Linked DNA regions of Homo sapiens: regions 1, 3 and 4 are each linked to region 2. Evidence: chromatin contacts called from ENCODE Hi-C or POLR2A ChIA-PET data. All regions are on one chromosome and are shown on one strand. The core of a region is the stretch at or near the end of the contact, and the rest is flanking DNA. Distances in the headings are between cores, read along the strand shown.

Evidence for each region. Hi-C counts contacts between places; a loop is a spot of excess contacts on that map. ChIA-PET counts read pairs that join two places held with the same protein, here RNA polymerase II (POLR2A). Pooled maps may share reads with other maps.
Region 1: a map of GM12878 shows a loop between it and region 2 (4-fold over the local background). The contact joins the promoter of LINC01358 here to the enhancer-like site in region 2. A Hi-C loop is called at or near these places in 2 of 168 maps with a recorded cell type or tissue (B cell and GM12878), 21 of 37 single-sample maps with no recorded cell type and 13 of 50 pooled maps. POLR2A ChIA-PET finds 5 or more read pairs at or near these places in 1 of 52 experiments (GM10248).
Region 3: a loop to region 2 is called in a map of heart left ventricle, with 2.3 times the contacts of the local background. The contact joins two enhancer-like sites. A Hi-C loop is called at or near these places in 15 of 168 maps with a recorded cell type or tissue (A673, B cell, CD4-positive, alpha-beta T cell and 11 more), 3 of 37 single-sample maps with no recorded cell type and 25 of 50 pooled maps. POLR2A ChIA-PET finds 5 or more read pairs at or near these places in 1 of 52 experiments (OCI-LY7).
Region 4: a map of B cell shows a loop between it and region 2 (9-fold over the local background). The contact joins two enhancer-like sites. A Hi-C loop is called at or near these places in 7 of 168 maps with a recorded cell type or tissue (B cell, Right ventricle myocardium inferior, heart right ventricle and 3 more), 17 of 37 single-sample maps with no recorded cell type and 23 of 50 pooled maps. POLR2A ChIA-PET finds 5 or more read pairs at or near these places in 1 of 52 experiments (GM10248).

What each region holds. Positions count from the first base shown.
Region 1 is chr1:59,018,895-59,022,402 of GRCh38, forward strand. It overlaps LINC01358 (long intergenic non-protein coding RNA 1358), which reads left to right and starts at 1,582. Exons shown (of 3, transcript NR_110626.2): 1 at 1,582-1,729; 2 at 2,594-2,683. RefSeq lists enhancers at 1,264-1,313, 1,344-1,453.
Region 2 is chr1:59,695,470-59,699,037 of GRCh38, forward strand. The region is part of intron 14 of FGGY (FGGY carbohydrate kinase domain containing); the gene reads left to right. Among named protein-coding and RNA genes, the nearest start is that of MIR4711, 36 kb to the right of the region's middle. Within about 2 kb of position 1,807, at least 3 of the 41 ENCODE cell types and tissues checked have a DNase peak (open chromatin) inside an H3K27ac peak, as active enhancers do; they include B cell, where a contact is called at or near this core.
Region 3 is chr1:59,060,983-59,064,182 of GRCh38, forward strand. All of the region lies in intron 2 of LINC01358 (long intergenic non-protein coding RNA 1358), which reads left to right. Among named protein-coding and RNA genes, the nearest start is that of LINC01358, 42 kb to the left of the region's middle. Within about 2 kb of position 1,894, at least 16 of the 41 ENCODE cell types and tissues checked have a DNase peak (open chromatin) inside an H3K27ac peak, as active enhancers do.
Region 4 is chr1:59,045,396-59,048,779 of GRCh38, forward strand. The region is part of intron 2 of LINC01358 (long intergenic non-protein coding RNA 1358); the gene reads left to right. Among named protein-coding and RNA genes, the nearest start is that of LINC01358, 27 kb to the left of the region's middle. RefSeq lists enhancers at 260-309, 1,165-1,234. Within about 2 kb of position 1,461, at least 6 of the 41 ENCODE cell types and tissues checked have a DNase peak (open chromatin) inside an H3K27ac peak, as active enhancers do; they include B cell, where a contact is called at or near this core.

The DNA.
Region 1 (3,508 bases), core at 332-2,831, 680 kb before region 2:
AGGACCCAATAGATAAATAGGATTTGAGGTGGGCGAATACAAGGTGGGGTGAACTGTCCCAGGCAGAAGACCTAGGGCTATTTTGAGAACTAAGTAGAGTTTCCTTTGGCTGGGACACAGTGCCCCACGGGGAACAGGGAAAGATGAGTAGGCAGGGCACAGATCAGGAGGAGCCTTATCAGCTATAATTAGACATTTGGCTCGTATCCTACGTGCAGTTGGTGCATGCTCGCTCTCGCTCGTTCTCTCTGGTTCTGTCTCCCCACCCCCACCCACTTGGGTGATATTTTAACATCTTTTAAATGAAGCATGTTTGTTTGATCTCATTTATGCTAAACAATGCTTATGGAACTATTTCCTCTTGTTCCCCAGGCCATACTCATGTCCCTACCCTTCAGCAATGATTGAGGACCTAGCTCCTCGGTTATCATTTTGGGTAAGATGGGCCCATCCAGTGGACAACAAGCACTGGATCTGTAACCACAGCCATCTGGGTTTGAGTTCATACTCCTTCATTTCCCAGCGAATGCTTAACCTCTTTCATCCCTGGTTTCCCTGTCTGGAAAATGGGTCCAGGACAGTGCCCACCTTAAGGGCTTGTTGTGAGAATCAAAAGAGCTAGTTCATAAAAGTGCTTTGAAAGGGCCAGATGTATCCTGAGTAGTCAATGGCAGTTGTCTACCACAATCGACACTCTTTGTATAGTTATTGTCAACCAGCCATAACTATTGTTACATGTTACATGAGTTTCCATGGCTCTCCAGATCTCCCTACCCTTCTGTACCCACCTCTGCACCCTAGGAGGCCGACCTGCATGGGCCCCATCAATGATCTCCCTTGCCTTCTAGCTCCCAATTGTGCCCAGCCTTTGCAAGTTACCAGCAAGAGATGCAGGGAGTGGCAGGAGAGTGAGGATGGGGGATTTATTCTCCCTGCTCCCTCCTTTTAGGATTTTGCTAGGGCTTGGCTGCTTTCTTCTCATGAAGGCAGCCTCTTTTTGGGGAGCCCTCTCCCTACAACTCCCGTCTTTTTGTTCCAGGAACTGCTCCCTCTTCTTGCCTTTTAAGAGATAGGGAAGGTAATGACTGCCTGCTGTTATAAGCCCCAGAGTTTCCTTTGCATCTAAGTAAATGATCTTTTCCTTAAATTCCCTCCAAGTTACACAGTTTGAGTGTACCATCCATTTTTTGCTAGAACACTGACTGAGACAACTTTTTTTTCAAATACTGGGACTGCTGGCTTCACAGACCGAGACTCCATCCTGATAAGGAAGCCCTTGTCCCTTGTCCCACTGGTTAGCTCTAGAACATTCAGCAAGGTGATCACATTGTCACAAGACCACTTCTTTTTCATTCTGCATGAAACTGAAAATGTCAAGAAAATTTCTGAGTTTAATAGACAACATGATCATACTCCAGACTAGAAAATGAAACCAAAACCAATTGACCTAGGCAGAAAGTTAGGTTGTAACGGGTTTCCTGCAGCCAAAGAGCCATGAGTCACAGCAGCTGGCTCAAGGCTGGGAGGGGAAGTAAAACACTAAATCTAAGGACCACTCTATTCACCCTACAGTGACTGCTCTTTTTCCCTCCTGCCACAGTCCAGGGTAGGAGATACTTCTCCAGGCTCTCACTTATGGGGGCTTTCCTGCTGGCTACATCACTGAAATGGAATCTCCTAGTGGCCCTTCTCCCTCTACAGCTCTGGTGTTACACTGAAAAACTAGAAGGTCAGTCCCTTTTATATTTACCACCATTAAGGTTGCAGGAGCCCAGCATGTCCCCATAGGCCTCCTTCTCCATTCTCCTCTTCCCCTTGTTTTGTGCCTGGTTTGTTTCCTGTCCAAATTGGGTCCTCCTTTTCTAGACCATGAGCTTGCTGAGGTCAGGGAATGAGTCTTCGTATCCTTGGTACCCAGTTCAGAGCCTGCCTTTAGGGAGTGTTTACTCTAGCACTGTGGTTAGGCAAAGAGATGTGAGTTTGAGTCTTGGTTTCCTTAGTCTTTTATCACTCACTTCTCAAATTAAGCCATTTGTATTTTTTTTTCTCTCTCTCTCTTTAGAGACAGGGTCTCACTCTGTCACCCAGGCTGGAGTGCAGTGGTGCAATCATAGCTCACTGCAGCCCTGAACTCCTGGGCTCAAGCCATCCTCCTGCCTCAGCCTCCCAAATAGCTAAGACTACAGGTGCACATCAATGCCTCTGGATAATTTTTTTTTTTAATTTCTGTAGAAACAGGGTTTCACTATGTTGCCCAGTCTGGTCCCAAACTTCTGGTCTCAAGCAGTCCTCCTATCTCAGCCTTCCAAAGTGCTAGGATTATAGGCATGAGCCACTACATTCAGCTACTGCTTGTATCTTCTGATTCTTGTTTTGATACCACTGACCTTAGGTAGGGTATTTTATCTTCCTGAATTTTATTTTTCTATGTGTATAAAGGAGATTAAATTATCCTTCTAATAGGCTTGTTGTGGGGATTAAGTGAAATAGTGTATACAAAGTTCTTAGCATACTTTGAAGCTATTATTTTTATTATTATGCTAGTAAATAAAACTTTCTGGAATTAGAGACTCACATGCCTGTTTGTCTACAGTTTCAAAACAGACAAGGGAAAAAGAGAAACATCAGAAAGTCTGATTAAAGTAGAAGCATCATATTTCTATCAACGTATCCACTGTGCTTGGTAAGTGGCAGTCTCTCGTCCTGTAAGAGACTTGGGCTTTGAAAAGGGCTTTGGATCTCAGATCTGTCGACATGGGCCTTGTCATGAACCTCAGCTTCCTCATCTCCAAAACTGCTATAGGCCAGGCAAGGTGGCTCACGCCTGTAATCCCAGCACTTTGGGAGGCCGAAGCAGTTGGATTGCTTGAACTCAGGAGTTTGAGACCAGCCTGGGCAACATGGTAAAACCCCATCTCTACCAAAAATACAAAAAAAAAAAAAATAGCTGGGTGTGCCCGTGGACACAGCTAACTGGGAGGCAGAGGTGAGAGGATTGCTTAAGCTCGGGAGGTGGAGGCTGCAGTGAGACAAGGTCATGCTACTCCACTCCAGCGTGGGTGACAGAGCGATACCCAATCTCGAAAAAAAAAATGGTATAGTAATAGCCTCCGCTTGAGGTTACTCTTTCACTGAATGATAAGTGAGCACCTACTGTGTGTCAGACGTTACTCTAAGCTGCAGACACAGCCTCAAAAAAGACAAGCTAACCCCTGCCACCATGGGGCTTATATTTTAATTGGGAAAGGGGCTGGAAAAGACAGACAATAGACAAATCAATAAATTCATTAAAAAGCTAACTTCAGGAATTGATAGGTGTTATGGGGAGAATGAAAGAGGACCCTGGGATATAGAATGACTTTGTGGGGGAATCAGGTTGGGATCCCTGGATCAGGTGGTCAGGGTGGGACTCTCAGAGAAAATGACTTTTGAATTTAAATAAGAATGAAAAGAAAAAGCCAACCGTAGGCAGACCTGGGGACGGCCAGTGCAAAGGTCAGAAGTGAGA
Region 2 (3,568 bases), core at 557-3,056:
ATGCAATGAGAGTGGTAAAAGTTACTAAGTGGTCATTACGACCTAATGAGTTCCTACTCAATGAGTCAGGCACTGTGCTAGGCATCTTACAAATTTATTGCATATAATCTTGACGGCAATGAGCAGTATCCTCAGTTTACAAATGAGAAGTTGAGGCTCATGGGAGATAAGTGGTTTCCCAACCCTGTACATGTAGTTAGTACAAAACCAGGACTTTCAGATCTGCCTGATTCCAAAGCCCATTACACTGTGGTCAACCAGTGCTGGGCCTGGACCGTGGCTGGTCCATAACAGGGTTTTTACTAGTCAGAAATACGGAAGAGTAAGCAGAATGTCATGAGTTCTTCCTTAAGCTAATTTTTTTCTTCTTAAATGACATATTATCCTGAGATGTCCCCCTCCCAACCATTTGATGTAGAAAGTCCTGTGGGTTTTTTTTTTATATATTACTTGTCAGAGAAAACTTTGAGCTTCTTCTTAGCAAAATAAAAACTTTCTAACCATATGTCAGTCTCCCAAGTCATTTTGGAAGTGTTGCCATCTATGAAATCTAAAAATCATGGAAGTTCTGTGTATGCAACTTTCTAGAACATATTCCTTCTAAAAGTGAGAGAAATATGAACCAGCACATTGCTGTGAGTTCTGCTGGTTCAAAATTGGATGAGTTGCTGAATTCCATGGGCACCAGCAGCCAAAAATGGAGATAAAATAAGATCAAGTGTCATCTTCCAAAATGTACAGACATACCACCAGTGACATTCAGGCATTCTACGTCCTGGTTTATAGACACCCTTTTTCTAAGTTTTAATAGATACTAGAAAAGTACCTAGCATTAAACCTGGGTTTTCATGAACATTTTTCCCTAGAAAATTTTAAAAAGAAAGAAAAGTTTTTTTCCCAGGACTTAAAGAAATATTTTATGACTAATCAATACTATAGGTAGTACTTGAGAAAAGAAAATAATTGTGAAGATAGGACCTGAATTACTAAAATGTGTGAAATAGTACGATAATATGTATAAAAGTGCCTCATGCATAAAAGGCCCCAGTAAATGCTTTCTTCCTCCCTGATTCACATGGTGAGCAAGTGGCGGGGGCCCAGGACTAAACCTCATAGCATCAGACTCCCAGTCCAGTGCTCCTTCCAAGAGGCCTTTCAATTGTTTTCTTTCTGTCTACCTACCTCACACTGTGTCCTTCATCTCTCTGTCTAGCCCCCAGGAAAAGTGCAGCAAGTGCAGGTATTTCTGAAATGACGAGTGGCTCGCAAAAAGGATCTGATGAGTGTTAATAGTAAGCAATGTGTACCTAAGAGTGTAGACACTATTAGCATTTGGAAAAATAGGAATCTGAACTGAGAACTGGAAGGGCCCTTAGAGATCATCCCACACAAACCCTCTTTTTACAGATGAGGAAGTTGAGACCCAGAAACGGGAAGTGCTTTGTGCATGGCCAGAGAGCTCGTTGCTGATCAAACCAGGACAAGCATCCATATGAAACACGCAAATGTAAAATTACATGAAAAAAAAAAACCCTTTACCTCCAGATGTACTGCTTTCCAGAAAAGTGGCGAGGAAATACCACAAAAATACCTTTACTTCAAAAAATTTGAAAATGTTGAAGGTCATGCTTCATATTGTGCCAGGCAAGAGAACATTGTACATAATTGTAAATCACCATTGGAGGAGGTGGTCCTGGTTGTATTCTTTTGTTTGTTTGTAATACACATAACATAAAATTTATCATCTTAACCATTTTTAAGTGTACGGTTTGGTGGTATTAAGTTCATTCACATTATTGTGCAACCATCACCACCATCCATCTCCGGAACTCTTTTCATCTTGCAAAACTGAAACTTTACCCGTTAAACAATAACTCTGCATTGCCCCCTCCCCCAACCCCTAGCAACCACCATTCTACTTTCTGTCTCTGTGAATTTAACTACTCTTTAGATACCTCATATAAGTGGAATCATACAGCATTTGTCTTTTGTTGACTGGCTAATTGCATTTAGCATAATGTTCTCAAGGTTTATCCATGCTGTAGCACGTATCAGAATTTCCTTCCTTCTTGGTTGTATTCTTAATGCAACATAGCTTGTTCTCTGTGATCTGCTGATTATAACCATCGTCGCTGTGAAGACTTTGGCGTGCTTAACATTTTTGTGACTTCTTTCCAGTGGGGGAAATAGATAGCTCAGTTGTGGACGATAGCAGCAATGGGAAGCAGTATTTGAGAAGAAATCAGACTCTCTTCTTCCAGTCTTTTGCAAGTAGGTGACACAAGAGGTAAACAGAATTGCATGCTGTGCCCCTCCACATCACCCCCTATTTTCTTTGTTTCTTCTGCCCAAGGCTTCAGTCAATCAGAGAAGCAATGAGAGTTGAAGATTTTAAAAGTGGGTTTTCAAATAAGACAAGCTTGGGTTCCAGTCCTACCTCTGAAACTTACTAAATATGTGATCTTGGGTAACGTGATTGAACTCTCTGAGCCTCAGTTCTGTAATCTGTACATAGAGATAATAATACTTTTATCAAAAAAGCATGTCTTTTTTTTCCTTCTGATTGATGAGATGCTTTCTGTATTTTTTCTGGATTTAAACATAGTTTCCAAAGTTAAAATATTAATAGTACTTTTCCCTGTCCCATTGGGTTGTTTAGAAATGTAATGTGATATATGACATTTTGGCCTCTCTGAGATGTCTTGTTCCAGCCCAAAGATTATTAGGGAACCTCATGTCATTTGAAAGGGGAGAAAGATAATTTATTGATAAGGTTCTGCATGTCATATGTATCATTTTTTTCTCATCAAAAACACTGAGTAGAACTCTATTATGATACTTGGTCCTTTACTTCATACTTTTCTATCTTCCCAGCTAGTCAGAACCATGCCCACCCCGCAGTTCCCACCCCTTGGTCAGTACCTAGCATTATGCCCAGAAAAACTACAGATGCTTCTTCACACTCCCCTCCAACCCCCACACCCCCATTACCAAAGTGTTTCTATAATGCTCTGGGAATCAGCATCTCAATTCCCCCATGGCCTCATGGTTAAACATACCATTCATTCGACCTCTCAACTGTGACAAAGAAGGAAGCCTGGGTGTAGAAACTGATTTCAGCTCCCCTCTGAAGTTGGGCGTCTCTCTTTGCTGACCACTTGGGAATTTTTTTTTCTTGCTTCTGACCCACCTCTCCCCTTTCTTTTGATAAACAGGACAGCTGTCCCCAAAGGGATGAATCCATTACCTTTCACCAGAGTTGAGTTCGTTTTCCATTTCATCTTTCTGCTTAAAGAGAAAGCCCTTTAAAAGCGCAGCGCATACATTGAGTGCGTGTACTTAATTTTTAATATGTGTGTGCCCACAGCCAAGAGAACAGAGAACCTTAAATAATAATGAAACTGAATTGTACATGTCGTATGTTTTATGTGGCACTGATTCCTAAATATGCTCCTAGCAGCCAGGTATTATTTAATACATCCCCATTAATCAAGCTGCCAAATCTAAATGAAAACCATGTTTAAATATGTTTAATAAGATTATAGCTTTTGGTTGAATATCAAACTAA
Region 3 (3,200 bases), core at 644-3,143, 630 kb before region 2:
AATCACTGAGCACTCTGGGAGTACTAAAATAGGTCAGGTCCTGGGGAGATCGGGGGCTCCTCTGATGAGCCAACATTAGCTCAGGCCTCCCCAACAACATTGCCATACTTCTCTTAGAGGTGCACTGCAATCTAGACCCTTAATGCCCAATTTCCCTTCATTAATCCCCCCTCTCTTCTGCACTTGCATCACTTGCATTCTCTCCTACACTCCCAACTTCCTTTCCCTTGTCTCTCGTAGGCACTTTCCCTAATAAATTTCTCACACATTGAAGCCTATCTGGTGTCTGTCTGTTTCTCAGAGAACCCAGATGAGTGGTCCCTGGAGTGATCTGAGAAAACAATAAGAGGATGCAATGGTCTGAATATTTGTGTCCCCCAAAATTCATATGTTAAAACTTAATTATCAAGGTGATGATATTAGAAGGTGGGGCCTGTGGGAAGATGATTAGGTCATGTGTGTTCCACCCTTACAAGTGCCCTTATAAAAGAAACCCCAGAGAGGCAGCTAGACCCATTTCTACCATGTAAGGACACAGCTTCCAGGGTGTCAGGGTCCTGTCACATGGCAGTGAATGCCCAGTGGTGGCAGGGTCACCAGCAACATTGTAATAGATTGTTCTTGACCAGCATTGGGCTCTGCTTGATATCCAAGCCTCACCTTTGTGCCTTCTTGTTGATTCTGTAAGATAGATACAGGGTGTCCTAACACACATAGTGCCTTTGTATGGGTTTCTTAAAGGCGCGTCCCTCTTAGTAGATCATTAGAAAGAAGCAAACCTTTCTTCAAGCTGAACACAGCTTTCACTCACCCTCACCCAGGACCTTTCTGCTGGACAAAACCTGCACAACTCTACTTGGTAGCAGTAGCTATGCAAATACCACTTCAATTTACTTTTTTCTGTTGAATTCAACAAGAATTTGTTTGTTTGTGGCTGCATTTATGTGTTCACCCAACCTCACTTCCTTTTCATCCTGGACACACAGCTGACTACATTTCCCAGCCTGCCTTGCAGTTCTTTGGCTCTGTATAACTGAATTCTGGCCAATGGAATATGAAAAGAAGTGATGTACTTCCAGAGCTAGCCCACAAAAACTTCCCACTTCATCAGCTATTTGCTCTCTTTCCCCAGCTGCTCACTGATGTCACTTAGAGGAAGGCAGGGGCACAAGATGGGAGGACCCAGAGCTCCGGGTTCTTAAGTAAGTACATAGAACACAGCCCCTCCTGCCTCGCAGTCCCTTCATGCCAAGAAATAAAGTTGTACATAATGTCCAAGCATTGACACTTTGTGTTTGCCTGTTAAAGATGTTAACCCACCATGACAAATACACTGTTTGCAAACAAGAATCCTGATTAGTCCTGGTCTCCTTAGGTTACTTAATTTTGTCCGTGTCTTGTCATCTCAATTAACTTGTAAGTGCCTTAGAAATGAGAGCTAGGGTTTGAAATATACAGTTTTTCTTTATTTAATACCTAGCTCAGGGTATGCCTGTGGGTAAATTAGAGCCAGAAGATTATTTAGAAATATGTATTATTTCTCTCTGCCCCAGTTTCCTCTCCAACAGCATATATTTCACTAAAAAGGAAGACAGAAAGAGAAACAAACTAAGGTTTGGAGAAAGTAAAATCTTAGAAACTGAAAGAATATCAATGGAATATAATTATATACAACTGCTGGTTCTTAAATCAGTTTTCTATATTCACTGATTAGGAAAATAAAGTTGGAAAAATATTTTCTTTTCGTCCTTCCATAGTTTCTCAATAAAAGAAACTTCATTTGTCTTCTATCGCTGCATAACAACTTACTCCAAAACTTACTAGCTTAAAATAACAAACGTTTTTAATCTCAATTCTGTGAGTCAGGAATCTGGGTGTGGTTTGGCTGAGTGTCTCTGACTTAACGTCTCACAAGGTTGTAAGCAGTCAGCTGAGGCTGCAGTCTTATCTGAGGGCTATCAGGGGCAGGGATGGTGATCTGCTTCCGAGCTAACTCATGTGTTTGCAGGCTGTGGCCCCACAGTATGTGGGTCTCTCTATAGGACCACCTGATAATCCGGCAGCTAGTTTTCCCCAAAGTTGGCAATACAAGAGAGAGTACCTAAGATGGAAGCTACAGATTTTTTAAATAACCTAATCTTAGAAGTGGCATAATCAATCCTGCCATGAATGCTAGCATGTAAGTATCATTGGGGGCCATCACAGAAGCTACTTACCTTAGGAACGTTCTAGAATTTTTCAAAGAACCTTTATAAAGGACTATTGGAGTTTCCTGAGCTCTTTTCTATACCAGTTCTCCTCCTATTTCTTCTCCAAACCTAGCCTAATATGTCCATTTGTGCAGTGGTTCAGGATACAGAAAAAACACTTCGCTTACTTTTAAGAGAGAATTTGACATAAAGAATTGTTAACTAAGTGCTAAAGAACTATAATAACAAAAAGAGTAACAAGTGTTAGCAATTACAGGAAATAGTTAACAACCCCTACTGCTGAGGAAACAAAAGGAGAGGTTAGAATGATTAAAAGGCAGAAACTTGAAGGATTAGCCCCAGAGCACTCGAATACAGGTCAAAAATGCATAGCAATTGCTCAGCTGGTGCTGAGGTCTCTGGGCTAGGAAGAGGAGTTCTGTGGAGCTGGAAGCCAGACCTCTTTGGAGGAAACTCCAGCAGCTATGTTGGTGTCTCTGAGGGAATGCAACAAGGCTGCTCCTCCATGTATTGGAAAACTGCAAACTGGACTCAACTGGAAGGAAGTGCTGCTGCCAGTGTGAAGAAGCCAGCCTGAGGTGACAGAAACGGAAGCAAACAGGAAGCAGCCAGTCTTTTCTTCCTCCTCCTGTCATACGGTCTCTCTCAAGCATCCTTTGTTGTCAGGGCCTAAAAGGGAGCTGCTGACAAAGAAGGAATTTGGTTTGTAGAGTCCCAGCCCAGTGTCTCAAAACAGAGTATGGGGGTGAAAGAATTTGTAACTGAAACTGAGAGATAATATCCTCATCACTTGTACGTGAAGCCATCCCCAATTCAAGTGACAGTAATTTGGAATATTCTTTAATTTCCTTTAATGCCCCATAATAATAATGTGTTGACATCTGTACATCTCAATACAGTTCTTTCAAGCCATTATCTTGTTTAATCTTGTGAGAATGACAAAAATCATTCTTTCCCCATTGAAGACAACAGTGCCCAAAAATGTCAATC
Region 4 (3,384 bases), core at 211-2,710, 650 kb before region 2:
CACCTCCTACTTCGTGCACTTTCTCTTTTCCCTTCTTCACCATGTGAAGATGTGCCTGCTTCTCCTTCACCTTCTGCCATAATTGAATGTTTCCTGAGGCCTCCCCAGCCATGCTTCCTGTATAGCCTGCAGAACGGTGAGCCAATTAAACCCATTTTCTTTATAAATTACCCAGTCTCAAGTATTTCTTTATAGCAATGTGAGAATGAACTAATACACTTCCTCTGACCCTCTCCTCCACACCCATGCTGGGGAGATGTTCTTCCGTGGGATCCCACAATCGACATCCATCTGGCTCTCTAGAATTGCACTGTTCATGTAGTGCTCACAGAGATGAAAGCTCTTTGAGAACAAGACCACACATTATCGCTTTCTTCCTCTCCTTTTCTCAAGCAGTGGTTCTTGGGGACTGCAGCATCTCACCTTCATAGAAACTCAACACTCAGACCTCACCCCAGACCTACTGAATCAGAAACTCTGAGGTTGGGGCCAGTGAGCTGTGCTTTAACAAGCCCTGCAGGTGATCCTGATGCCCGCTGAAGCCTGGGAACCATAGTCCTGAAAAAACGTCCCTGGCTCTTGTCTGTTCTGTTGTGATAGCTCCTAACTGGGCTTCCTGCTTCCTCCTCTGTCACCTTCCAATCTATTCTTCATCCTAGAGCCAGAATTATCTTTCTACAACATGGAAGGAAGGGCCCTCCTCAAGAGCCTTCAGTGGCTTCCATTTGCACCTATAATTAAATCCTGATCCCTCACCATGACCTACAGGACCCTGTGTGACCTGGCCCTGCATCTCTCCTATGCTGACCCCCTACCACCAGGCACGATGGTCTGCTTTCAGCTTCTGAGGTCAACCATCCCTTCTTGCCTCAGGCCATGTGCTGGGATGGGGAGAGGAATATGGGTGAGTCATCTTCTCCATCCTTGAGGAGGTATAGTCAACTAGGGGAGACAGATATGGACACAAATAGACATGCAGTTCATAGAAAGCAAAGTAGCAGGGCTGTGCATATGGTACAGAAACAGCAAAGACTCATTCTGTTTAGGGACTTTTGTTTTGCAGTGATTTCCAACTCTGCTTCTAAAGTTTGAAGGTGTAGTTTTTCTTATTCGAACATTCCAATACTAGGCATTCCATTGCCCTGAGCCTCAGTCCTGCTACTGCCATTCAGAAGCTATGCCCACCGTGCAGGGGCATTGGAGGGAGTACACGAGGATATACATCAAACGTGCCAAGCGGAGGGCAGGGTCTCTGCAGGGATCAGGGACTCCCATGTTTCTGGAGCAGATTCAAGTTTTGATGTTGTGGGGACTTACCCTTCCTGAGCTTCAGTGGGAAACTAAGTATCCCCTGAAAAAACTGAGGTGTTAAGGAGGAGGCTTGAGGTTGGGCCTACAGCAAAAGAAAAGTTCCCCTCCACTTTAAGAAATCTCCCTCCTGTGGGTGTGGTAGTGAATGTGAAAGTAGAATCTGCCTCCTGGCCCCTGCACTTACCAGAAGGGGCAGTGGTACTTGCAAAGGAGTTACAGAAAGAGCAGCAGCTGAACAGGAACTGGGGCCACCGGTTCTGGGAAGCTGGGGCTTTGGGGGAAGCGCCTGGCAGACCCCAGTGTTTACAAACTTCAGGAGCACCTGAACCCCAGCCTGTGTTAGGCACAGAGCAAATTGTGGTGAGCTACTGGCACAAGTCCTCTGGAGCCAGAAAGTCAAGACAGAAAGCCAGGATGACTCCTCTAGGGCCCAGGGCTCACAGTTCCCTGGACAAACAGCCTCACTGTGGCCTCTGGGAAAAGGTGGGAGGCAGAGCAGGCTGGTGGGTTAGATATTCATTCATTCATTCCCAATTTCCTCATCTGTGAAATGGGGAAAGAAATTCCTTCCACGTCTACTTGGATTGTATATAGTGGGGAAGGGTAGAGAACAGGTTGCTATGGAGACCAAATGAGATAATACATTCAGTTATTCATTTAATATACACTAAGCACCTGCTACGATAAAAATAATAATGGGCACTTATTGAGTACCTAGTGTATGCCAGGCACTATGCTAACTACTTTAATCCTCACAATCATCCTCCGAGGTAGCTGCCCTGATTTCCATTTACAGATGAGGAAACTGAGGCTCAGAGAGATGACTTGCCCAGATCACACAGCTAGTCAGTGGTGGATCTGGGATTTGAGAGCCACAGTGTTAAATGGGGCTCAAGTCTCAGCTCCTGTACTAGAGTCAGGGATCTGCAAGGTCAGGAATTATCATTTATCAATCTCTGAATCTTCGGTGCTTAGGCCACGGCCCAGCACATAACAGCTGCTCACTAAATGTGGGTAGGCCTCTTGCATATCTACAAGACAAGGTGAGATGAAACAGTCTGGTGGGGAAGTCAGGGAAGCAAACCAGCAGCAGGTAATGTAACAGGATCTATAGCAGATGTGCCTTCAGAGAGCTCCCTGAGGTTTGTGCTGGGTCACACTGTGTACCAATCAGGGTCCCAACAGTCTGACAGCTCCCAGGAAATAGCAGATTTCAAGGAGGGATTATATGCAAAGGTGCAGATATAGAAGAATCACAAAAGAGAGAGTAGGCACTTAATAGCTCCTGAACTGTTCTCACAACTCTTAATAGCTGCTGAACTGTCCTGCAGAGTTGCTTTCCTCAGGAGGAGCAGTGAGGAACATGGCCAGTTCAGTGACGTTGCAAACAGTGTATCAAAGGAATATCATACTCTCTCCCTTCCTCTTTTCCCTCCCTCTGGTCTCCTGTGGCTCCCTGTTGGCCAAACCCAACTAGAAACAGAAGGTTCAAGAACCCACCAATTCAATCCCCATAGATCAACCTCTTGAATACAGAGCAGATGAGGAAAGGTAATGTATGGATCTAGAGGGGCAAATGAAAGGTATTCTGCATGGACCGTGATATAGTGTGGATGTGTGTCCCTACCCAAATTTCACGTTGAAATGTATCCCCTATGTTGGAGGTGGGGCCTGGTTGGAGGTGACTGGATCATGGGGGTGGATTTATCATAAATGATTTAGTACCATACCCTTAGTTCTGTCCTCATGATAGTGAGTTTTCGCATCTTGTGAGAGATGTCATTTAAAAGTGTGTGGCATGCTCCCCACTCCCTCTCTTGCTCCTGTTCTGGCTATGTGTTGTGCCTGCTCCCCCTTCACCTTCCACCATGATTGTAAGTTTCCTGAGGCCTCCCCAGAAGCCAAGTAGATGCCAGCATCATACTCTCTTTACAGCCTATGGAATCGTGAACCAGTTAAACCTCTTTTCTGTATAAATTACCCATCCACAGGCATTTCTTTACAGCAATGTGAGAATGGCCTAATATGGACTGGAAGGATATGCAGACTTTTCCTGGAAAGCAGAGTTGAGGA